Regions from separate parts of the Homo sapiens genome. Here all the other regions are linked to region 3. The links are chromatin loops, found by intact Hi-C in ENCODE. Cell type or tissue: heart left ventricle. All regions are shown on one strand. Region 1 has its middle 140 kb from the start of GPC1. Region 2 has its middle 120 kb from the start of OTOS. Region 3 has its middle 65 kb from the start of GPC1.

The links. A loop is a pair of places that touch in the nucleus more often than their neighbours do. Peaks named below come from ENCODE experiments on the same cell type or tissue, not always from the same donor. Only the 100,000 strongest peaks of a DNase experiment are listed, where the experiment ranks them.
Region 1: a loop joins it to region 3, with 5 times the contacts of the local background. A loop is called at or near these places in 4 of 110 quality-filtered maps.
Region 2: a loop joins it to region 3, with 2.0 times the contacts of the local background. A loop is called at or near these places in 19 of 110 quality-filtered maps.

Annotation. Positions count from the first base shown.
Region 1 is chr2:240,294,318-240,302,317 of GRCh38, forward strand. No RefSeq gene overlaps it. Among named protein-coding and RNA genes, the nearest start is that of GPC1, 140 kb to the right of the region's middle. In heart left ventricle, a CTCF peak has its summit at 3,156; DNase peaks (open chromatin) are centred at 3,024 and 5,079; H3K27ac peaks cover 270 bases.
Region 2 is chr2:240,256,553-240,264,552 of GRCh38, forward strand. No RefSeq gene overlaps it. Among named protein-coding and RNA genes, the nearest start is that of OTOS, 120 kb to the left of the region's middle. RefSeq lists enhancers at 1-74, 1,388-4,186. In heart left ventricle, a CTCF peak has its summit at 3,226; a DNase peak (open chromatin) is centred at 2,759; H3K27ac peaks cover 2,811 bases.
Region 3 is chr2:240,366,606-240,374,605 of GRCh38, forward strand. No RefSeq gene overlaps it. Among named protein-coding and RNA genes, the nearest start is that of GPC1, 65 kb to the right of the region's middle. RefSeq lists enhancers at 1,957-6,972, 3,025-3,914, 7,423-7,977. In heart left ventricle, a CTCF peak has its summit at 3,819; DNase peaks (open chromatin) are centred at 2,296, 3,444, 3,666, 7,906 and 1 weaker place; H3K27ac peaks cover 4,532 bases.

The sequences.
Region 1 (8,000 bases), 72 kb before region 3:
CGCCGTGCACCAAAGCTGTTCGTGCCTTCACTGCAGGGGCCAGAGACCAGTCAGGGCTGTCCACGGGGCAGTCACACGAGGAGGCCAAAGGCGTCCTCACTCCCTCCTCCTGCCTCCCCAACTGCACAGCCAGGCACAGGCCTGGACAAGGGTCTCAGCAAATGCTCGATAAGGGGCAGATTTTTCAAAATGAATGATTCCATTTGCAAGTGGACAGTTTAGTGACATTAAATGCACTCAGTGTTGTGCAGCCGTCACCACTATCGGTGCCTAAAACCCTTTCCATATTTCCTAACAAATGCTCTGCCCCTGTTAAACATGAACTCCCCAGTCCCCATCCCCCCAGCCCCCTGCCAACAACCCTTCTACTTTCTGTCTCTATGAATCTGACTTCTCCAGGCACCTCATGTAAGTGGCATCTTACAGTGTGTGTCTTTTTATGACTGGCCCATTTCACTTGGCATCATGTCTTCAAGGTTCACCCACGTTGTGACCTGTGTCCAAATTTCTTCTTTTGTGGCTGATGTCCTATTGCATGGATGCACCAGGTTTTGTTTTTCCGTGCACCCAGTGACATGTGGGTTGTCTCCACCGTTTGATGATTTCCAACAGTGCTATGAACAAGGGGGTGCAAATATCTCTTGCCAACGCTGTTTCCAATCCTTTGGGCTGTAGACCCAAAAGTAGAATTCCTGGGTCGTGTGGTAATTCCGATCAATTGAACAATGTGTCTCTCAGAGGTATTCAATGGAAGAATTTGTCCCTGGATGTTTTTACTAAAACTTACTAAAGCCAAAAGCCAAAACATCATATTAGTTAACAGAAAATTGCTCTGACATATGCGGAATAACCGGGAATAGAAAGCATTCTTTCCAAAGCGATCACACCAGGTAAATTCAGCCACATATGAGTCTAACTCTTCACCGTGAACACCTCTCATGCCCTTGAATTGTGTTTCACATCTGTTCCAACGGACTGGATGTTTTGAGCATGCACACCGAGAGATAACATGAAACAGCAGATTTTTCCAAAAAAGACTCCTTTTGAAGCGAGATCCATGATGATTGACAATTGTAGCAAACGCACTTCCAGGAATAGCCGTGTCTGCGTTGGCGTCTTACCATCCACCATAGGGGCTGGTGATGTGACGAACATCCAGGAGCCATAGACAGCAGATTACACGGCTCCAAGAAGTCAGCGGCTGGCGGATCTGAGGCACTGACCATCCCAGGCTGCAGGCTATCTTGACATAAATGTTTCTCCCCTGGGAGAAGTGGAATGAAAATCTTCTAAAAAATAACACCACTAAAAATAGGAAGTTTGAATCTGACCCACAGTGTTGATCACACTTGAGGAATCTGACCCCCAGGACGCCCAGGGACAAGTTGTTCGATTGATCCGGTAACTCTGTTTAACCTTTGGAGACAATACCAAACTTGACAGCGGCTGCACCGTTTGGCACTCCCACCAGCAGCGCACCCAGGTTCCAGCTCCTCCACACCCTTGAGACTCTTGCTTCCTGAGGTTTTGACTCCAACCATCCCGGTGGATGAAGCGGAATCTCATTACAGTTTTCATTCCCATTTCCCTGCTGACCGATGATGTTGAGTGCTTTCCCTGTGCTCATGGGCCGTGTGAGCGTCTCCTTTGGAGACTGTCTATTGAAGTCCTTTGAAGTGGCATGTTATTTGACTCGAATGTTCTGACTCACCTGGAACCACTGCAGACACCACCCACCCCAGCCCCCACAGTGGCCAGCAGTGTCGCCAACCCTCAGGGCCACTGTTGGGAACTTGGCTGGGGTCCAGCGGGGTGAAGGGAGAGAGTGCCCCCGGCTGTTCTGATCCACCCCCAGCACCTTTCCCGGCAGCCCCCCTACCCGAGGTCCTGAGCTGCTCGGTGACTCCCAGCAGCGTCGAGAACACAAGGCCCGAGCTTTCTCACGGTTTGAGTTACAAACCCGGGCGGGGTTAGTGATGGGATTAACTAAATGGATCAGAAATTACCCCTCTCTGTTTCTCCTTTCTTACCTTTCTTTCTGGCAAGCACCTACTCTTCAGAACCATCAAGGTCTCCCCTCCTCCCCTCCTGGGACCGGGTGCTCTCAAAACTACTGAACACCAATTAATTTGTCTCATTTACATGAAAAAGTGCAGAAGATGTCTTTTTACATAATTAACTATATTTTGCAAGTCATTAAAATTCTGCAGCCCTGCCCACAATAGCACCCTATTCACCGCCAGAGATAAGTGCTGGGGGTGGGGGGTGGAGGGGGTGAGCATAGGGGCCCACAAAGGAGCAGGCCTCACCAATGCATATTCATGAGAAGTGGCTGCCAGCTCGCTGGGCCCGTTCCCACTGCTGGGGCAGGGAGGGCCAGGAGGGCTGGGTGGGCTGCCCTGAAGACCACACCCTCCCGAGAGTGGGAGGGTCTTGCTCTGGGGCCACCCGTCTCTGCCCAGGCCCTGCCTTTGGCACCATCCCTGTGTCAGTGCAGAGGACCGGGGGGGCTCCGGGCTGAGGAGGGGCCACCTGCCTCTCTCCTGCCTCCCATCCACCTCTCTCCCTTGCCACAGACCAGCCCAAAAGAGCTGCTTGTGGGTGATCCCCCTTCCCAAAGGAGTGGCCTTGTCCCAAAGGGACAGCTCCCTGTCCGGCGGGGTCTCACGCGTGCACTGTTGGGGACGGTCTGCTGGATGGAGTTGGAGGCCACGACCCCTCCTGCATGGATCCCACTTGCCCTGCACCTGGCAGTGCCAGCACCATCTCTGCAGAGCATGTCAGGTGAGGTGGGGGCTTCAAGCAGGACCCCACCCTTGCAGCCAAGCTTCCCTGTCTCCTCCTGTGGGATGAAGCAACATCTGCCATCCTTGGGGCAGCTTCGCCATCACTAAGAAGTGTGTGTCCCTGCAGCAGTGGGCACCCTTGCTACCCGACGCGCAGGCGCCCTCCTCCAGGCTCACAGGAGCATAAGCTAAGCCAGCAAGGAGGCGGTGAGTGGCTCCCAGGACACAGCAAGCGAGGACACGGGCTTGGCATCTGCCCCTCAGGCCAAGCCTTCCACAGCCTCGCTGCTCATGTGCTGACGGCCCACTCTCTGAGTCAGGTGCTCAATCTCCTTTCAACAGATTGACTGTGAGCCCTGAGCAGGGCTGGCAGACTGGGCCCCAGGGCTCCCTCTGTCTTCAGGGAACCAGGAGGGAGGCCTGGGTCGAAGCCTGCCTACCGCACAGGCTCCTCTGAGCTTCTCAGTGCTCCCCCATCTCTAGGAAAGGGTGTCTGTCCTCAGGCACAAAAGCCATGAGGCCGGGGCTCATTCCTCCCCAGCTCCCACTGCCAGTCACCCCTTGGGAGTTACCCACCCCTGCAGCATCTTCTCTCTCAGGGGCTCCTCCTGCTCCACATGGGGGCCTGGCAGGCTACCCCTTCTCTGTGCCCAGCCTGGGCCCACAGTGTGCTCAGACAGCAGGCATGGACCTGGCCTCGGGGTCTCTCGGGAAGGGCTGCTCCTGGCTGGGGTCCTAGCCCAGCTTCCAGGAAGGGTCTCTCTGGGGTGGTTCTGAGCCTGAGCCAGATCTGAGTAGACGGACTCAAGGACTTTCATGGGGCAGAAGAAGCCAATGACTGCCCAGGGAAAGCAGGAGCGCTGCCAAGCCAGTGAGGTCTGCAGGGTGATGGACGTGGAGGGGCTGGGAGTGGGAGAGGGGCCACACCTTCTCTGCGGGTGCTCTCTTCCTGGGGGAAAGCCTGCAGCAGGATGAGAACAAAGGAAGAAAGAGCTTCTTAAACAGGAAACCCTGGAAGAGCCAGTCCTTGAAGATGGACCCCGCATGGCTAACTGGGCCTAATTTCAAAACAGAGCCAAGAGACCATCTGCTGACTAAAGGCCACACACATACTGTGCGCTCCCAGAAAACCCCACACTCACAGCACTCTGGGGCTTCCATAGCTGCCTGTTCCTGTCCACCACTCCTGGGAAATCCATCTGGACCCAACCATGGGCTGTCGCCTGTGCCAACCAATCAGAGCTCAGCAAGTTTGTATCCCGCATTTTCATAGTGGACCAGAGTGGGAACCTGGGTGGGAACTTTATAAATGACGTCCCCTCTCTTTCTTCTCTCAGAACACACTTTTGTTTCATGCCAAAGGCTACGTCTCCCTGGTTTGCAGACTGCTCAATGGAATAAAGTCTTTCTTTTTCTGAAAGAAAAACCTTTTCAGGGGATTTGCCTACAACGCCCACCATGAAGCAGTGTCGGAACACGAGCCCTGCTCACCTCAGAGACCTGGAAGAAAAACAGGTGCTCTGCAGCATTGATTGCAGCTCCCTTACCGAGACTCGGTCTCCATGTTGGCAGGCCTGTTCTAGAACATTCCAAGTCAAGTCAGGATGGTGCCCATGTGATTCAAAAGGCCAGTTCCTGTCTTAGCTTTGCTGGGGGGAGCACATGAACATAAATAACAGAGATAGAAATACAAATATAAATTCCAGGCACTGGCACTGTCTAAGGGGCAAACCGGGCCTCAAAGCCCCCCATGCAGGATCATTTGCAAGCACACGGTCGTGTGTGCACGTGGCCTCTGCGTGATTCTAAGTGACCCTCTGCACAGGCTGTGTCCAATTTTAATTTAAGGAGCAAAAGGAACATAAACAAGAGTCCAAGGAGTGCAGCCCGTGGCCTGCTCTTCAGTGTCCTCCGCTTGACAGGCTGTGGTCCCAGAACCAGGCTACACACACTTCCTGTTTGGTCTGGAATCCTGTGGATGGGCCCTGCTGGTCTGAGGTCCAGAAACGGTCCCCAGAGCTGCCCCGTCCAGGCCTTCTGGGCATTTCCTGCAGGGGCTGCACCCAGCTTCCTTGTCCCTTCCTTGGCCGCATGTCTTGGCACCTGTGACCTCCTGGCCACACCTCTGCCCTTGGCCTCCTCCGGGCTCCTCAGCCTGCCTGGATGCTGATGAGGGCCTTGGCAAGGCATGGTGCTACAGGGGGCACAGCGTGGAGCTCCCTCGACCTCATCAGCTGGGGACCCAGACATGCCTTCCAGACCTGTCCAGGCAGCCTCCTCCTCAGGCCCTTCGTGTCTCCCCTGCCTCCCACTCCAGCACCCCTGAAAACACCCAGGTCAGGGCCCACCTCAGGCTGGCCCACTGGGCAGTGCCCTCCCAGGGCACCGTGAGCCTTTTCCTCCCCATGACCCTCTCTCCAGGGGGACAGCAGAAAGCCCATCCTCTCCCTCCAGGGGGTGCTGCTGACTCTGTGGTCCCCTGAATGAGACCATCACTGTCACTGCTGAAGCCACGTCACAGTGGCCAGGCCCACCCAGGCCTCCCACCAGACAGGCTCGGCTCTGGGCCACTCATCTCCTGGACCAGCGCTAGGATGCACACCCCTCCAAAAATAAGAAGGAGGGCAGTGGGTTCCGAACTCAGGTTTAGAAAAAACACCAAGACAGTGTGGTCCCTTTGCTGAGCTCCCCGCCGGCCAAGTGTGTTCAAAGGGTGTGCCTCCATCCCAGCCTAAAGCCAGCTCATGCGCGTCACCAGCCTGCAGACAGCTCTCCCCAAGGCAGGATGTGGGTGGCTTCCAGCTGGGAGACAAGGGTCCCACAGGGCGGCCCTTGCAGACATGGGGGCTCTGCCTCGAATGCCTGGTCAGTCTCCACCTAGAAGACAGACATTCCCTGTAATTTCTGAAGTGGGAGTTCTTTCACTTCAGCCTCAAAAAGTGTTTCTGAGTGGAGGGCTCTATCTTTATCCATAGCTACCATCTCAGGCAGCAGTAATAAAATGGTAGAGTAAGTGAGTGTGTGTGTGTGTGTGTGTGTGTGTGTGAGAGAGAGAGAGAGAGAGAAAGAGAGGAGAGAGAGAGAGAGAGAAGTGGGGCGGGTGGCAAAGCAAATTAAATGCTGATTGCCACTCAACAGGGACGAGTTAACTCTGGGCCCTGGCCTGTGACAGCACCCTTGTCATTCTCATGCTCCCCAGTCTCCCTCTGACTCCTGCAATCGTGCACCTGGTGGCTGTGTGTGAGCTGCCTCATAAACTGTGAAAGCAGGCTCCCAGACCCCAAAACCATGACCCCCAGGAGGCAGGTGTTGGCTGAGTCTCCAGAGCCAGCACAGAGCCCAACACCAGCTGCATTCCTGGGCAATTGTCTGGATGGGAGTGAGCGGCCCTTTCCTGCTGCACGGTGGGTCCTCAGGCATCAGAACAGCACCCTGCCTGGCCAGGGAGCCTTTGACTGACAGGCCAGGCGGGAGTCTGGGCCTCGGGATCAGGGGAAGGGAGATAGACAAAAACGATGCCCCAGACACTGGTGGGGGTGCCGAGGGCACCGGGAAAGGCAGAGCATGCCTGTGACGTGAGCCAGAGCCTTCTGAGGAAGGGCTGGGGGCCCCTCCCAGCCATCCGGAGCTCAGGCTGAGTTTGTGGTCCAGCACAAGATGTTCTCACTTGGGCCTGTCCCAGGCCACAGCAGGAGAACGGGAGACCAGTCTGGCTGGAAACACTGAATCCAGTCTCAGACCAGAATGGACACTTCAGGGCCACTTTCTGAAGCACACAGCCTCGCAGCCATGGCTTTTGGTCTTGTGGCCATTTCCCGACTCTCTGGGAGCCGATCTCAGTTGCTTGCCCTGACTTTTCCAGCTCAGGGTCCTATCCACTTCATGAACAAGGAGTATGCCTGGGCCTGGAACTCACAGCTCCCTGGGGCCTCATTCGAAGGACAGTCGACAGATGGAGAAACAGCCCCCAGGGCCTGGCACAGGGGACTGACCCAGCGCCAGCGTGTGCCTGAGCCAGCTCGTGCCAGCTCATGAGAGCCCACTGTCCTCTTCCCATCTCTGCATCATCAGCTTGAAGTCAGCCATGCCAGGAGTGTTTACACCATGGGAATCAGCAAACACTAGAAATAGGGGACTTTGTTTTTTCTTTGAGAGTCCGTTGTTCAACATTTACCAGCACACACAAGGGTTGATGAGTACGTTCCCCAGCCTGGGACAAAACCCGTCCTTTCCCACTGCCCTTCTCTTTTTGTTGGTAATTCATATGTCCACCCAATACTCACTTCATGCCACCTGCTCTGTGCCAGGCACTGGGGTGGGTGCTGGAAAGGCAAAGGTAGTTGGACACAGGCTCTGCCCTCCAGGAACCCAGGGGCTGGGAGGACCTGATGACGGCTGAGCGTTAACAGTTCCGACAGGAGGGAGTGCAGGACACCCGCTAGGGGAGGGAGAGAAGCGGCTCCGGGTACAGAGCACAGCCCCTACCAAGGACAAGAAGTTTCGGAGGCCACAGAGCTTCAAAGGACCACGTATGGCTCTGCATGCCAGGGAGGAGGGTAAGCTGGGGGCAGGAATGAGGAAATCAGAGACACCAGCAGGGACAGGATCGTGGCCAGCCCGTGTGCCTGCTGTGAGTGTTCACTGTGTCCTGGGGGCAATGGGGGCTAGGGCCAGGCCAGGGGGAGGAACCTGCTGGGGCCCACCATTTGGGAATAAAAACGGTCTTCTCATATTTTAGTGAAACCAGGTCAAATATTTTATCACAATTAGTTGATTCAAAAGGGAGCCCCTGGTCACCACTGACTCTTCCTTCGTTAGCTGTTTTCTAAGGTTGTCAAAGCCAGAGACTACGAGAAGGAGATGGAGACCCTCGGTAAGTCAGATGGTGCACAGCAGAGTAGGGGAGGCCAACCTGAGCCCTAAACCTGCAGAAGAGATCTGCCAACACAGAGTGGCTCTCACTCTCCATACTCCAAGGCCAGGCATCAAGTGTGCACCACAAGCAGAGAGCAAGACGTTCACAGGTTGCCTTTCCATCTGTGGCTGAAAATCCTCAGTCCAGGGTTTCTGATGCCCTTGATTTTGTAAGCTGTCCTGCCATCGCATTAGGTATTCAGGTGCCCAGCCTGATGCTCTTGGCAATGACCAATTGCTTCCACCACCCTTGTTCCAGGAGAGTACAGCATCCCGTGGATCAGATCCACCATCCTTGTT
Region 2 (8,000 bases), 110 kb before region 3:
CACTCTGATTCCTGAGAGTCTTGGAAGGTTATTGAAAATAGAGAGTTGCTCTATGCCTGGAGCTTCTTATGGCCATCATGTCTACCTGGAGAGACAGCGTGCCCAAGAATGAAGCTACCCAAGGGGAAGCAGAGCAGAGATAGACAGGCAGATGGAGACAGCCTCTTTGGAGACCCTCCATGAGCTGCTCCACCCTCGGAGCAACAGTGAGCAGTGGGATCCTCCATGTGCTGCTCCACCATCAGGGGCGACAGTGAGCAGCAGGATCTTCCACGTCCTGCTCCACCATTGCTGGTCACCGTTGCTCCAAGTCTAGCCCCTGTGGCAAATCCATGGCTCGGTGGTCAGGATTCATGCCTGTGCAAGTGACTAACATCTGTTTCAAAACTTACAATGTGACAGTTGACTAGTTTATGGAATCAGAAAATGTAAGGGGTAGATGGGTTTCAGGCACAGCTGGATCCAGGAGGTGAGTCTGTCATCAGATTGCTGTCTCACTGGCTCCCGATGGTGGAGCAGCACATGGGAGGTCCCACTGCTCACTGGTCCCCGATGGGGAGCAGCTCATGGAAGGTCTTGCTGCTCTGGGTGGCCAGGAGCCCCCTGTGCCAGGAGCCTGGTGCTCAGGAGAGCTGCACCAGGCCCCACAATGTCCATGGGTGATGTCCTGGTGCTGCAGGCAGCAGGTCAGGGCTTAGTGACCATACAAGTTCGGGGTGCCCAGAGGAAGGAAAACCCAGCTGCCAAAATGGGATTCCCCCACGAGAGCCTCCAGCCCAACTGCCGCCCCTCAGTGACCTCATGAATCGATGCAGCTGCAGGTCAGGGTGCGGATTTCCTGAGTGCTGCATGTGCGCAAAGACCACTCGGCCCGCATTGGACGGAGCGGTGTGGCCCCCTAAGATGCTGACCAGCCCCGGCCAATCATCTCCAGCCACAGCCACCCAGGGCAAGTATTTGTAGGCCCAGCTACTTCCTGTCACTCACGTGTGAGCACACACAGGATAGAGGGTGACGCGGGTGGTGCCGTCCACCCAGCTTCCCCGCAGGCTTCGTTCCCAGCTCACCCACCTCCACACGCGTGCACACACACGCACACACATAAACACACGCGTGTGCGCACACACACAACCACAAATATCGTGAGACCACGCAGCCCTGGGTTTGAGAACCAAAAAGCCAAGAAATGGTGCGTGGGCTCAGCAGAAATGACTGTCCTGGGGGCTGGAACGGACGATGTGGCGACATCATCAGCCGACCGTAAACACCAGGCTCACACTGGCCTATTTTAAAAACAAACGCAAGACAAACTCATCCCTTCCTTCCCGCTTTCCACCTCCCCTGTGAAATCTATTTTAAAAGATCAGAATTTTCTTTACATCCACCTCCGAAATGTGCTGCGGGAGATAAGTGGGGCATAAACACATGGGGGTGCCGGGGGCGGCGGAGAGCCAGGAGCGGGAAGGAGCCGAGGGATTCGCAGCCCGAAGTGGAGGCTGATTCCCCAAACCCTCAGCTTCACAGCAGCCTTGGCCCCTGCCAGGTGAACGTGAAGGAGCAGCCTTCCGGATTCCAGAGCTCCAGGCTCTCAGGGACCCTGAGGCCCTGACCGTCTCCTCACAGGCCTCCTCCAGGGGCTTGAGTCAGGAACCTGGAGCAGGGCTTGGGAGGTGGCCGGTCCCTGTGCCAACGGGTGGAGACCAGCGTGTGTGACACCACCATGCACTAGGCCCCAGCTGGCCTCCCCGACACTCTACAGAGCTCACCTGTTGGGTGACAGAGCACTGTGTCTGCTTTCCATATGGACAGGGAGCGCCCGATCCTACCAGGGACCCTCACTGTTGGGAACCCAAACCCCAGCTCAGCTGCAGTCCCACTCACCCCCACTGGGCAGCCCTCATGCCCTGGGTCAGGAAGATGCCCGCTCTGCCCAACTCACAGCGCCCTATACCATAAAGGAGGCACCAGGGTCCACACCGGCCTGGGGAGAGACAGCCCACAGCAGCTCCAGCTCAGAGACGGAGACGGCAGAGTGGTACCCTGCAGAGCAAGCCGCTCTATCTCCTTGTCCCTCCACTTGAGAGGTTCATCGGGGTCCCCTATCTGGTCCAGAGAGGGTGGCCCCTGTGCAGTGCAGTGCCCCATCTCATCCAGTGGAAGCTGGAACGGAACTTGGGGGCTGGACAGTGTGGCCGGTACCCTCCCTCACCCTGGCTAGCTAGACTGGGGGTCCGCCTAGGCCATGGAAACAGCTCCAGCCAAGTTCCACTTGGAGCTCGCAGGTCAAAGGGCTGACACCCTCACCCAAGGGCGCCCTAAGAGCCCCTGGGAGCCCCTGCTGCTCTTCCCCGAGGGAGCCCACCCATCCTCACAGACCTGCTCCCCTAGGCTGATCGCCGGCTGACTGTGTGTCCCTGAGAGCTCTGGGAGGCGGCTGAGTGTGTGTGGGTTCACTCTCCTGCCCGAGCCCTGCAGCACAGACCACCCTGCCCTGGGTCTGGTTCAGGGTCCTAGGGCTCTTCAGCCCAGCACTCCCAGGGAGCCCCACCTTTGAGGCCCCATGGAGCTGGATGTGGAGTACAGGGGTCCCCACCGCCCTCACAGCCTGAGGCCCTGAGGGAGAATGGAAGGGGCAGGCCTAGTGAGCCCTTCCCCAGCCAGGCTTTTGTTTCCCCCACGAGCAAGAGGAGGCGGGGAGCGGGCAAACTCCACTCATGCTCTTGACCGCTCGGCCAGGCATCGTTCTTCTCAAGGCCAAGGGCAGACAGCAGCCTGGCCCAGGCCCATGCCAGGGCCCTTCTGGGAAAGGGAGACACAGTCTATTTTTGCTCTCTGACAACACAACAGAAACAGCCGCTGTGACTTATCTCCACTGCTGAAGGACTGAGGCAGCCACACAGCTGGCTCTGCGCCCTGGGGCTGCGCAGCCCCCTACCTCAGCCCCAGCTTGAGATAAGAGTGGCGTCAGGGAGGGGCTTCAACCAGGCCAAGAATACCCCCCACCTCTCACCTCTCTGTGGTCTGCACGCCTGAGTCTGCCCCTCCCACAATTCCTCCAGGACCCCTCTAGGACTTCCTGGCCTGAGCTGGACATCCCATGGGAAGTTTTTCGCAGCCCAGCTAGGATCTCACTTCTTTGTGCAACGTCACCTACTCCGAGGCCCAGAGCCCTTGGAGGCACCCTCCCATGTCAGAGGCCAGGAGCCTGGATTTCCGGAAACCCCAGGCTGTTGCCCCTCCTGCTGGAGGAGCTGCACGTCTTTCCTCTGAGGCCTGAGTGGAAGTGAATTTGCCAGATAATTTTAGCACAGAAATGAGCACTCAGAGGAGGGGCAGAGCTTAGAAAGGTCAACAAGGACGAAGAGAATGCCCATGAGGGGTGCTGTGGCCTGCAGGGCCAGCCCTGGCCTCCTGTGACCAGCAGTGACCCAGGCAGCCATCCCCACACTGCTCACCGCACACTAGGCTTGTTGGAAACCTCGGAGCCCCAGCAGAAGGCAGGTGGCCTGCCACACCGCTACGACATTGTCCCCTTTCTCACATGGCAGCCTGGAGTAGGTGCACCTTGCCAGGCTGGGCGTAGCTGGGAAGGCCACATGGCCACCTGGGATGACCCTGGGTGACGTCCCAGAGAGGTGATCTGCAGGCCTCAGCTGTCAATTCCCTGCCTGGAGGGTCATCAGGCTGGTTCCTGATTCCAAGGACTGAGCCCACATGATACAGCTGAGCTCTCCCCACCAAGGCCCATGCTGGGGGTCACAGAGCCCTCTGGAGGAGTAACTGTGACCATGTCTGGGCACTGTGGAGCCAGCTGCCTGGAGATGAATTCCTGCAAAGAGTTTGCCTGCAAGGGCTCCCTCTGCTCATCACAGTGAAGCCTGACCTGGGATTGTCTCTGGGCACCTCCTCCTTTTGTCTTCTTTTGATCAAAGTGTGGCCAGTGGTGGCCTGCAGCTTCCGCCTAATAAATCAGGGTGCTGGGCACAATAGGCTCTTCACGTCAGGTGTCGTTCAAGACCCCATTAAACAGGAAGATGGCCCAGGGTCTGTGTGGTATTTTTCACCGCTGTGAACGTGAATGTGGAGAGGCAGAGTGAAGGGTCCTTTTGAACTTTGTGGAAGAGGCAGCTCCCTCTCTGTTCTCCAAAGCTTCCTTGGGGTGAGTTACATAAACGGCAGCAAATCCAGACCCTGGATTGGGCACTGAGCACCTGCTAACATGATTCCGTGGAGTATGTCTATGGTGCTGTGACCCGCATGAAAATCCCAGTAGGCCTTGTGTGACTGGATCAAGTTACAAGACTGTGGACATACAGGTGACCTCGTTATTACCACTTGTTTGGAAGGAAATTTTACATAGGACAGAATGCACACATGCTCAAAGGCACAATCTGATGAGTCTTGGTAACTTTATATCCCCAGGGCCAGCAGCACAATCAAGACAGAGCATTTCCAGGGCTCCATAAAGTTCTCTCCTGCCCAATTCCAGTCAAATTCCAGTCAATCTCCACCCCTACACCCAAAACTTTTCCTAATTTCTGTCAGCATCTATGAGTTTTGCCTTTTCTTGGACTTCATATAAATAGAATTACATAGAGAGGATTGTTTTCTGTTTGGCTGCTTTTGAGGTAGGAGTTGGGACTTGACTCTGGAAGTGGCACTTGAGCTGTGTACCAGATTGAAGACTGGATGAAACAGGGAAGAGGCAAAAGCACCTTTCTATAAGACAGGCCCACCAGTGCCATGTCACTTTACCATTGTCATGGCAACAACCAGAAGTCATCACCTCTTTCCATGGTGATGACCTGACAACCTGGAAGTCACCAGCCTTTTTCTAGAAATTTCCGCATAATCCACCGTTAATTTGCATGTAAATAAAAGTGAGTATAAATATGATGGCAGAACTGCCCCTGAGCTACTACTCTGGGCACACTGCCTGTTGGGCTAGCCCTGCTTTGAAAGGAGCAGCACATCTGCTACTGCCTTGCACCGCCGCTTCAGTAACATTTGCTGTCTAACACCACTGGCTCACCCTTGAATTCTTTCCTGGGCAAAGCCAAGAACACTCTCAGGCTAAGCCCCAATTTTGTAGCTCACCTGCTGATATGGTTTGGCTTTGTGTCCCCACTCAAGTCTCAGTTCTAATTGTAATCCCCATGTCTTCAGGGAGGGACCTGATGGGAAGTAACTGGATCGTGGGGGGCAGACTTCCCCTTGCTGTTCTCATGATAGTGAGTGAGTACTTGTGAGATCTGATGGTTTAGAAGTGTGTGGTGCTTCCCCCTTCATTCTCTCTCTCTTCTGCCATGATTTAAGACATCCCTTGCTTCCTCTTCACCTTCTGCCATGATTGTAAGTTTCCTGAGGCCTCCCCAGCCATGCAGAACTGTGAGTCAATTAAAACTCTTTCCTTCATAAATACCCAGGCTCAGGTAATTCTTTATAGCCAGGTGAGAATGAATTAATACAGAAAATTTATACCAGGAAGGTGGGGCACTGCTATAAAGATACCTGAAAATGTGGCAGTAATGTTGGAACTGGGTAATGGGCAGAGGTTGAAACAGTTTGGGGGGCTCAGAAGAAGATACGAAGATTAGGGCAAGTTCAAAACTTCCTACAGACTTGTTGAATGTTTTTAACCCAAATACTGATAGTGATACAGACAATGAAGTCCAGGCAGAGGTGGTCTCAGATGGAGATGAGGAACTTATTGGGAACTGGAGTAAAGGTCACTCTTGCTATGCTTTAGCAAAGAGACTGGTGGCATCTTGCCCCTGCCCTAGAGATCTTTGGAACTATAAACTTGAAAGAGAGGATTTAGGGCAACTGGAGGAAGAAATTTCTAAGCAGCAAAGCATTCAAAAGGTAACCTGGCTGTTTCTAGAAGTGTATGCTCATATGTGTGAAGAAAGAGATGATCTGAAGTTGGAACTTATATTTAAAAGGGAAGCAGAGCATACAAGTTTAGAAAATTTGCAGCCTGACCGTGTGGTTGAAAAGAAAAATTCATTTACTGGGGAGAAATTCAAGCTGTTGCAGAATTTCCATAAGCAACAAGCAGCCAAATGTTAATAGCCAAGACAATGGGGAAAATGTCTCCAGGGCATTTCAGAAATTTTTGTGGCTGCCCCTCCCATCACAGGCCTGGAGGTCTAGGAGGGAAAAATGGTTCTGTGGGCTAGGTCAAGGACCCCACTGTTCTGTGCAACCTTGGGACATGGTTCCTCGAGCCCCAGCCACTCCAGCTCCAGCCATGGCTAAAAGGGGCCAAGGTACAGCTCAAGCCACTGCTTCAGAGGGTGCAAGCCCCAGGCCTTGGTGGCTTCCATGTTGTTTTGGGCATGCAGGTGCACAGAAAACAAGAATTGAGCTTTGGGAACCTCCACCTAGATTTCAGAGGATATATGGAAATGCCTGGATGTCCAGGCAGAATTCTGCTGCAGGGGCAGGGCCCTCATGGAGAACCTCTACTAGGGCAGTGCAGAGGGGAAATGTGGGATTGGAACCCATACAGAGTCTCAACTGGAGCCCTACCTAATGGAGCTGTGAGAAGAGGGCCATTGTCCTCCAGACCCCAGAATGCTAGATCCACTGACACCTTGCATCATGTGCTTGCAAAAGCTGCAGGCATGCAATGTCTGCCTGTGAAAGTAGCCATGAAGCCTGTACCCTTCAGAGCCACAGGGGTAGAGCTCCCCAAGGCCTTGGGAACCCATTTCTTGCATCAGTGTGGCCTGGATGTGAGACATAGAGTCAAAGGAGATCATTTTGGAACTTTAAGATTTAATGACTGCCCTGCTGGACTTCAGATTTGCAGGGGGCCTGTAGCCCATTTGTTTTGGCCCATTTATCCCTTTTGGAATAGGAGCATTTACCCAATGTCTGTAATCCCATTGTATATTGGAAGTAATTAACTTGTTTTTGATTTTACAGGCTACTAGGCAGAAGGGACTTGCCTTGTCTCAGATGATACTTTGGACTTGGATTTTGAGTTAGTGCTGGAATAAATTAAGACTTTAGGGGACTGTTGGAAAGCATGACTGATTTTGAAATGTGAGATGGACATGATATTTGGGAGTGGCCACAGGCAGAATGATATGATTTGGTTCTGGGTCCCTACCCAAATCTCATGTCGAATTGTAATCCCCATGTGTTGGGGTAGGAGGCTGGTAGGAGGTGACTGAATCATGGGGGTGGACTTCTCCCTTACTATTCTCATGATAGTGAGTGACTTGTCACGAGATCTGATGGTTTAAAAGTGTGTGGCACTTCCCTCTTTGCTCTCTCTCTCTCCTGCTCTGCCATGTAAGATGCGTTTGCTTCCCTGTTGCCTTCCACCATGACAGTAAGTTTCCTGAGGCCTCCCAGTCTTGCTTCCTGTACAGCCCATGGAACTGTGAGTCAATTCAACCTCTTTTCTTCATAAGTTACCCAGTCTCAGGTAGTTCTTTATAGCAGTGTGAGAATGGACTAACACACCTGCCCAGTATCACTTTCACTTAACATAGTATTTTTGAGATTCCTCCATGTTGTCACATGTTCCCTTTCATTACCAAGCAGTATTTCATGGTGTGACTATACCATCACTTTGTTTATCCAATTTTCTGTTGTAGGTCATGTGACTTGTTTTCCAGTTTTTATCTATTATCAGTGAAGCTGCTATAAACATTTAAGTATTTTGGGGGATATGTATTTTCATTTCTCTAGGGTAAGTATCTAGAAGAATTACTGGGTCACAGGAAAGATGTATATTTAACTTAATAAGAAATGACCAAGCAGTGTTCCAAAGTGGCTGTACAATTTTAAAACCCCACCAAGCATGTTCAAGAATTCTCATTGTTTATATTCTCACCAGTATTAAGTGTTGTCAGTCTTTTTAAAAATTTTTTAACCATCTAGTGGGTGTGAAAAGCTATATCATTGTGCATTTCATTGTATGCCCTTCTGACTTATGATTTCTAATGATTTCTAATGGTGTTCACTTTTGTTATTGATTAGTA
Region 3 (8,000 bases):
ATGTCGGGCAGGGGAAGACCCTGGAGAGCCTGGGTTGGCCTTCAGGGACACCCCCACCCAGAGGCCGCAGGGATCATCTGGAAGGCTAGCTGACACTCCATGGAGAGGGACCAGGCAGTGACGGGAGCCCTGGCAGGACTGAAGGAGACTTTGTCGGCAGAGGGGCCTGGGGAGAGTGAAGACCACCACCCGTTTCCCACACACAGCCGTCCAGAGGGGCTGAGCCTTGAAGAGGGGGGAGCGGGGATGTCTTGAGGCCAGAAACCACCCCAGCATGCACGCACATGCACCTGCATACATGCACACGCACATGCACACATGAATGCACGCACAAATGCACACACGCACATGCACACGTGAATACACACACGTGAACGCACACACGAATATACACATGCACATGCACACAATGTGAATGCACACACGAATACACACATGCACATGCAAATGCACACACACGAATGCACACACGCACATGCACATGCAAATGCACACACACGAAGGCACACGCACATGCACACACGAATACACACATGTGAACGCACACGCGAATGCACACACGCACACATGCAAATGCACACACGCAAATGCACACACATGAAGGCACACAAGCACATGCAAATGCACACACACACGAATGCACATGCACATGCACACATAAATGCACACACAAGCACACTCCCCAGCAGTGGGGATGCTGCTCTCCCTGTGCTGCAAGGAGGGAAAGCGATGGGTGTTTTGCGGGACTGGAAGTGAAGCGTTAATGTTGGCTGGATGTTCAATCACCCAAAAGGCCCAAAAGCCTCAGCCCTGGCCCAGCTGCCATGCAAGGCCAAGAAGAGGGGACTCAGCTGAGCAGGGGTGAAGGGAGGGGTTGGGGGGCACATTTAACCCCAGCCCTAAGTCAGGGCTCCTCCATGAACCCAGAGAGTCCACACAGGAGGATGAAGACACCGTGCGCTGTGCCTCAGACGGGGCCATCTCCCAGGTTTCTCTACCTGGCCCAGGCATCCTTTTGGTCACAGCCCCTGACATCTGCTGTGGGGCACAATCAACCCTCAAGGGGGGCTCAGGGCTTCCCCTCCTGAGAGGGTTGGGGTGATGCAGCCCAGCAGAGAACCCATGGGAGGCTCCCACTGCTTTCCACTGCGGAGCCCCACACCGGCTTGGCTCCTCCCTCTCCACGGGCATCCGGCCTGGGTCCCGCGGACGCCTCTTCTTACGCAGGGAGGGGAGTCCCTTGCTGTTTCTGCAGCCAGAGGATCCTGCTGGGCACGGGTGCTGCACGAGGCTCCTTGCTAGAGTGGAGAGCCACCGCTGTGTCCCCATGCCTCCCTAGAAACATGGGTGTGGCCGCACCTGGAGGCCCAGCTGGAAGGGGCCCAGCTGGGCACAGCCCCTACAAGCTGCTCGGGGGCCTGAGTGGGACTGAGACTGTGTGGACCTCCGGCCACCAACTCCCAGAGCCACCCCTAGGCTGGACCTCAGGGGTTGGCTGTTACGGAGGTGTGATGGTCGAAATCAGGAGTTGTCCAACCTTTTGGCTTCCCTGGGCTTGGACCACATTAGAAGAAGAATTGTCTTGGGCCACACATAAAATACACTAACACTAACGATGGCTGACGAGCTAAAGCAAACAAAAAAAATCACGAAACAACTCATAATGTTTTAAGAAAGTTTATGAATTTGTGTTGGGTCGAATTCAAAACCACCCTGGGCCACATGGGGCCCACGGGCCTCGGGTTGGACAAGCTTGATCTAAATATGTGTGTTCCCCCAAAATGCACATGTTGACCTGTCCCCCAGTGCAGTAATATTCAGAGGTGAGGCCTTTAGGAGGTGATTAGGTTGTGAGAGTGGAGGCCCGTGAATGGGACTGGTGCCCTTAGAAAAGAGGCCGCCCCTTCCACAGAGGGAGCACCCAGCGAGAAGGCACTGTCTATGGAAAGCGGCCCTCACCAGACACAGTCTTCCAGCACCTTCATCTTGGACTTCGCGACTTCCAAACTGTGAGAGATACATTTCTCTTGTTTCTACACCACCAGGTCTATGGTAATTTTGTTATACCAAGACAAACAGCCAAGACAGGCAGAGCCTGGAGGGGTGGGGTGAGCTCAGGGGTGCCCAGGGCAGAGCCTGGGGACAGAGTAAGCTCAGGGGCACCCAGGGCAGAGCCTGGGGGCACGAGAGGACAGGCCTGTTTCCCCTGCAGCGAGCATTCTCTGTCCCCCACTGCATTGCACAACAGGCTGGGCACAGGCAACCCTGGCTGCTCTCTGGCTCCGTGCCTGGCAAGGCCCATCACCTTGTGCCCAGGGTCAGGCCACTCCACGGGCAGAGTCTGAGCTGCTCTCAGCATTGTCTTGGGGCCAACTCCTGGTGTCAGGTGTCTCCCGGACCTAGGCTGGAACGTGGGGCCACTCAGGCGTCTCTGACAGGTAGGATCCAGGCACAGGTGGCTCACGATTGATCGACCGTGTGGGGGTTAAATGTCTCCCTAATAAGCCCTCCCACACCTCCTTTCCAGCAGCTGCTAAATGCCCTCAGGGCACCTCATCTGCACAAATTAAAGTCTCCTGACCCTTGTCTGTGCAACCAAACTTCCTGAAGGCAGCTTCTGTCTCGTGTCTGCTCAGAACACCACAGCGGGTCCCACCGCCGTGATGCTAAGAGTCATCTGACCTGTCCCCACCTGCCCTTCCTGCTTCACCTGCCCCACCCACGCTTGCATCCCCCATTCACCTGGTCCTGAAGCTGGGAACCCACCTCCCTACACTCAGCCCAACAAAGAGCAGCCATCCCCAAGCCCTGAGTGACTATGGCCCCCCCACCCGCCCCCCCACCCACATCTGGTTCTGCAGAGAGCTGCATGCCTCCAGGTCAGGGCTGCCTGCTCCAAGGTCACCGGTACCCAGTCCAAGGTCGGGGGCATCCTATCTAAGGTCGGGGGACCACATGCCTGCAGGTCAGGGCTGCCTGCACCAAGGTCAGGGCTGCCTGTTTGAAGTTGGAACCAGACCTGATTTACCAACACTGTGCCCAGTCAGGGCCTGGACACAGCAGGTTTTAATATCTGTCCAAGGAATGAAGGCAGAAGTAAAGGAAGCCTTCTCCATTCTTTCAGCAGCCTTGGACGTACACTGGGCAGGGCGAGGGACACTGGGCATGCTTTTCTGAGCAGCAAGGACTGGAGTCCCCGACCAACAACCTCAGGGACCAGCCTCAGGGCATGGGAGGACTTGAGGGAGGAGGACCCTGGGAAAACCTTCCAGAGCCCTCTCTGCCAGAGAGAGGTGTGCCTTGCCCAAGATCACTTATCCTGGAGGGACACGAGCTGACACAGACACGGCCCAGGACAACCCTGGCAGCCTCTCGCCTCCTGGACTCCCTGAGTCTCCAGCTTTGCCGTGATGCCAGGGTCCCGGTCCAAGGCCAGCCTCCTCTCAGCCAGGCAGCCCACCCCAGCCCAGCCAGGACCAGCTGTGTCTGGGGGAGGAGGGTGGCCCTGCGGTGGGGGCTGTGGGGAAGGGGCAGATGTATGACAAGAGGGGCATTGTCCACACTCCTGACCAGACTTCCAGGAGCTCCAGGGGCGGGAGCAGCAAGGCAGGCTCTGAGCTGCAGGATCCAAAAATAGCCTGGGGTGCGGCCAGTGGCCAGGGTTGGGCAGCTGACTTCACGCCACAAGCATCCCGGGAAGGCTCAGCTGTCTGTGGCCGCACCTGCTGGGCCTCTACCCGGAATGCTGCCCTCAGCGGGATGGGCCTGTAACGGGCCCCTGGGCCACCCACATGCAGAAAGCCCAGCTCCTCCTGAGGCCCCAGAAGCACCCTCGGGTGCCTGGAGGCTGCTGTGTTTCTCGCCCTGACTTGTCCATGGACCCTGGGACAGCCACGGCCCTCACCAGGCCTGGGCCACTTTGCAAGCTGTGGGGGGTGCTGTCTCCCCATTGAGAGTCCCTGGAGATTTGCCCCACGGGTTGGGGAATGACAGCATGACCCCCACCTACACAAGGCAGAGACCCTTGTTCTCCTGGAGTCAGTGGCCCTGTGGGCCCCAACGCTGGGCTCGGGAGAGATTCGCCACATCCAATTGAAAAATGAAGTGGGTGAGCCAGGCACAGTGGCTCATGCCTATAATCCCAGCACTTTGAGAGGCCGAGGCGGGCAGGTCACTTGTGGTCAGAAGTTTGAGACCAGCCTGGCCAACACGGTGAAACCCCTTCTCTGCCAAAAACACAAAAATCAGCCGGGCGTGGTGGTGTGTGCCTGTAATCCCAGCTACTCAGGAGGCTGAGGCAGGAGAAGAGATTGAACCCGGGAGGCAGAGGTTGCCGAGATCGCACCACTGCACTCCAGCCTGGGCGACAGAGTGAGAGCCTGTCTCAAAAAAAGAAAAATGAAGTGGGTGACAACGTTTCATTTCATTCCTGATGCAATTCACGTTTCCTCCGCAAAGGCTTCAGGGCCACGTGGACCATCCACAGGACCCTGGGTATTCCCTGCAGCCCCCAAGCCCCGCCATGGCTGACAGAGGGTGAGGGGCTTGCCCTGGAAGGGTTGGAGCTGGGGACAAGCATCTTCTGGGACCCGGCATCAGAAACAGCTCTTAAGGGACAGACAGTAAATTCCTGCAGCTCAGCCAAATGCTGTGGGGGACATGACCAGAGGAAGGCGGTTCCACACCAGGGAGGGCCTCTGGGAGGCCATGGCCTTTCCAGGGACGAGAAGCAGGCAAGGAAGCCTTGTGTACCAGGGGAGGTGCTCCCGACAGGCTAGCAGCAGAGGCAAAGGCCCAGGGCAGCAGCGGTCAGCTTGGGGTCCGAGGACAGCTAGGACATTGGTGTGGCTGCCGCTGAGGGAACCAGACAGAGGATGGCCACACGTGGGGACCCTGAATCTTATTCTGATGTCAAGCCGGTCAGGGTGTGAGCAGAGACAGGCGCTCCCTTCCCTTGCTTGGGATCCAGCCTTCCCCTGGAAGGGGCCCTGCAGGCTGCCGAGGGGCAGGGAGGAGGCAGAGGCAGATACAGAGGCTGACGCAGAGGCATAGCACTGCTGGCCTTGAGTGGCGGGTGCCCCGGGGCTCTGGGATCCATCCTGTTGGGGATACAATGAAGCCACAGCAGGCCAATGAGTTGAAGGACAGGAGTCAGGAGAGCAGTGAGGGCGAGGTGGGCTCGGGTGTGGCGGGCCCTGGACAGCTGGCCACTGTTTCTGGGACTTTGGATGGTGGCGTGGAGCCTGGCATTTTGTCCTGATGATGCCCGCCGTGCCTGGGGCTGGCCGAGTCTTCCCCGCTGGCCTGGGCCCCCAAGCTAGGGCTGCCCTCTCTGCCAGTCTGAGCTGAGTTTCTAGGCTGAGTTGGTGGCTGCCTCTCTGGGTCTTCTGAGACTTCACCAGGTAGTCTCTGCAGAAGCTTCTGGAACTTGCTGCAGCCATGACTGCCCCAGAAATAAGAGAGGTGCCCTTCTCTGCCCTTCACCCACCCTTGAACACTGGCCCAGCACCAGCCTGAGAGGGTCCTGGGCAGGGCCAAGCTTGCAGGACCCCAGAGGAGCCCAGAAGTGGTCCTGGTGGGGGTGCTGGGGCGTGGGGGTCCCCTGGGCTGGCCACCAGAGGGTTTCCTCCAGACCGCTGTGTGCCTGGGCTGGGGGAGGGCCTGGGCTGGGAACAAGGAGGATCTGTGCTCTGGGCCTGGGCAGGAGCCAGTTTGGGGCCCTCCTTGGGCCTTTGAAGTCCCAGGCGCACCCACCCTGAGGCCTGGGTAGGGCAGAGGCCTGGTGAAGCCCCACAGAGGTTTCTTGCGGAGGAAATCTCAAGTCCCTGAGAGGGGCAGGTGGGAGAGGGATGTGGGAGGGATGGGAAGAGGGGGCAACGAGAGCAGGCTGTGGTGGGGGGAGGGGCGTGGCAGAGGGGCAGGGCATGGAGGGGGCAGGGCTGTAGACAGGAAAAGGAGCACGGAGGAGGACAGGGCTGTAGTTGAGGGGCAGGGGTGTGGAGGAGGGGAGGTCATGGAGGGCAAGATGTGGAGGGGGGCCAGGCCATGGAGGGAGCAGGGTGTGGAGACGGCAGGACTGTGGTAGGGGTGAAGGGGCATAGAGGAGGGCAGGCCTGTGGTTAGGGGCATGGGTGTGGAGGATGAGCACGGCAAGGAGGGAGCAGGGCTGTGGTGGGGGGAGGGGCATGGGGAAGGACAGGGCACGGAGGGCAGGGCCATGGAGGGTGGGAAGTGGTGGGTGGGCTGTGGAGGTCCCCCCAGGGCCACTCCTGTTGGGGCTGCTGTAAGGAAACCCCATGAACTGCGTGGCTTGTAAACATCAGGAGTTTATTTCTCACAGCCCAGAGGCTGGAGGCCGGAGATCAAGGTGCCAGCCTGGTCGGGGTCTGGGGAGGGCTGTCCTCTGAGTTGTGGATTTCCGACTTCTCATTCCGTCCTTAAAGCGGCAGAAGGAAGGGGAAGGAGCCCTCTGGCCTCTTCTTACAAGGTCACGGGACCCATTCATGACAGCAGCGCCTTTGTGACCGCATCACCGCCCAAAGCCCCACCTCCTAAAACCGTCATATTGGGGTTCGATTTCAACATAAGAATTCGGGAGCTGGGCGTGGTGGCTCACACCTGTCATCCCAGAGCTTTGGGAGGCTGAGGTGGGAGGATCGCTGGAGCCCAGGAGTTTGAGGCTGCAGTGAGCCATGATTATGCCACTGTACTCCAGCCTAGACGACAGAGGGAGACCCTGTCTAAAGAATTTTGGGGCAACACAAACATTCAGTCCATAATACTCCCCATGGACAGGCCACGCTTCTTGCCTCAGCTTGGATCTTCTAGGCCAATGCAGGTCCCAGCCCAGCAGCCTCAGCGGACCGAGTCTCGGGGGCCGGCAGGGGTCTGTACCTGCTTCCCCGGCCCCTTTACCGCCCACCACTCTGCTCAGGTCTCTGGACCTGTGGGCTTTCCAGGCTCCTTAGACCAAAGCCCACCAGCCCGAGCCCAGCATCTGCGCAGGTGCTGTGGGGACCAGGACATGGGTGCTGGGGTGCACGGCCTCTGTGATAATCCGGGACACAGCACTCGGACGGAGCCTGCACTGTTTCTTAAACACACACAAGGTGGCCTGGACACAGATGCTGGAGTGCGCGGCCTCTGTGACAATCCGGGACACAGCACTCAGAGGCTGCACCATTTCTTACACGCACGGGTGGTAGCCCCTTCGATGGACAGTACTCATTCTCAGACTCTGGCTGGGCCCCTGGGGTGCTGGAACCAAGATGAGGAATCAAAAACAAGGGTCTGGGAAGTAGCCCAGGCTGAGGCTCCTAGGAGGGAGGGCGAGAAGTACCCGAGTACTAGGGCTAGCTGGACGTGTTGACCCTGCTTGGCCTCCCCTCCCAAACCCTGGACCTCAGTGAGCCTGGGTACTGGGGCTAGCTGGACGTGCTGACCCTTCCTGGCCTCCCCTCCCAACCCCTGGACCCAGGTGGACTGGGGTACCAGGGCAAGCTGGGCATGCTGACCCTGCCTGGCCTTTCTGGTCTCATTGTGACTCAGGCCTGGGGGTTCCCGAGGCTCCCAGCTTAGAGGCGGACATGGCTGTGAGGCCCTCGCCCTTTCCCACTCAGCAGGGATGAGTTCAGGGATGGCCAGGCCCCAGTGATGTCACCAAGTTGAGCTTCTGAGCTTCTGGTGCCTGTGTGGGAGCTGCAGCCCTCAGGAAGAAGTGTCCTCCCCTCCTCAAGGGACCAGAGAAGGAGGATGGGGAGGAGGCCTGGCCCGAGGTCGTCTGATGCCAGCCTGGGGCCTGGAGCAGCCTGGAGCCAGCATGCGTTCCAAGGGGAATTCCTGGGGAATGATGCAGCCGGCCTCGCTATCACAAGCTGTCATTTGAGGGAGAGCCGCACTCGGAACGCCTCCCAGCCCCAGTGCAGGAATCCATCTGGCAAGTCTGCCCTCGGACACTCACAGGACACTCTTCCAGGATCCCTGGGCCTCGGGGTGGGGCC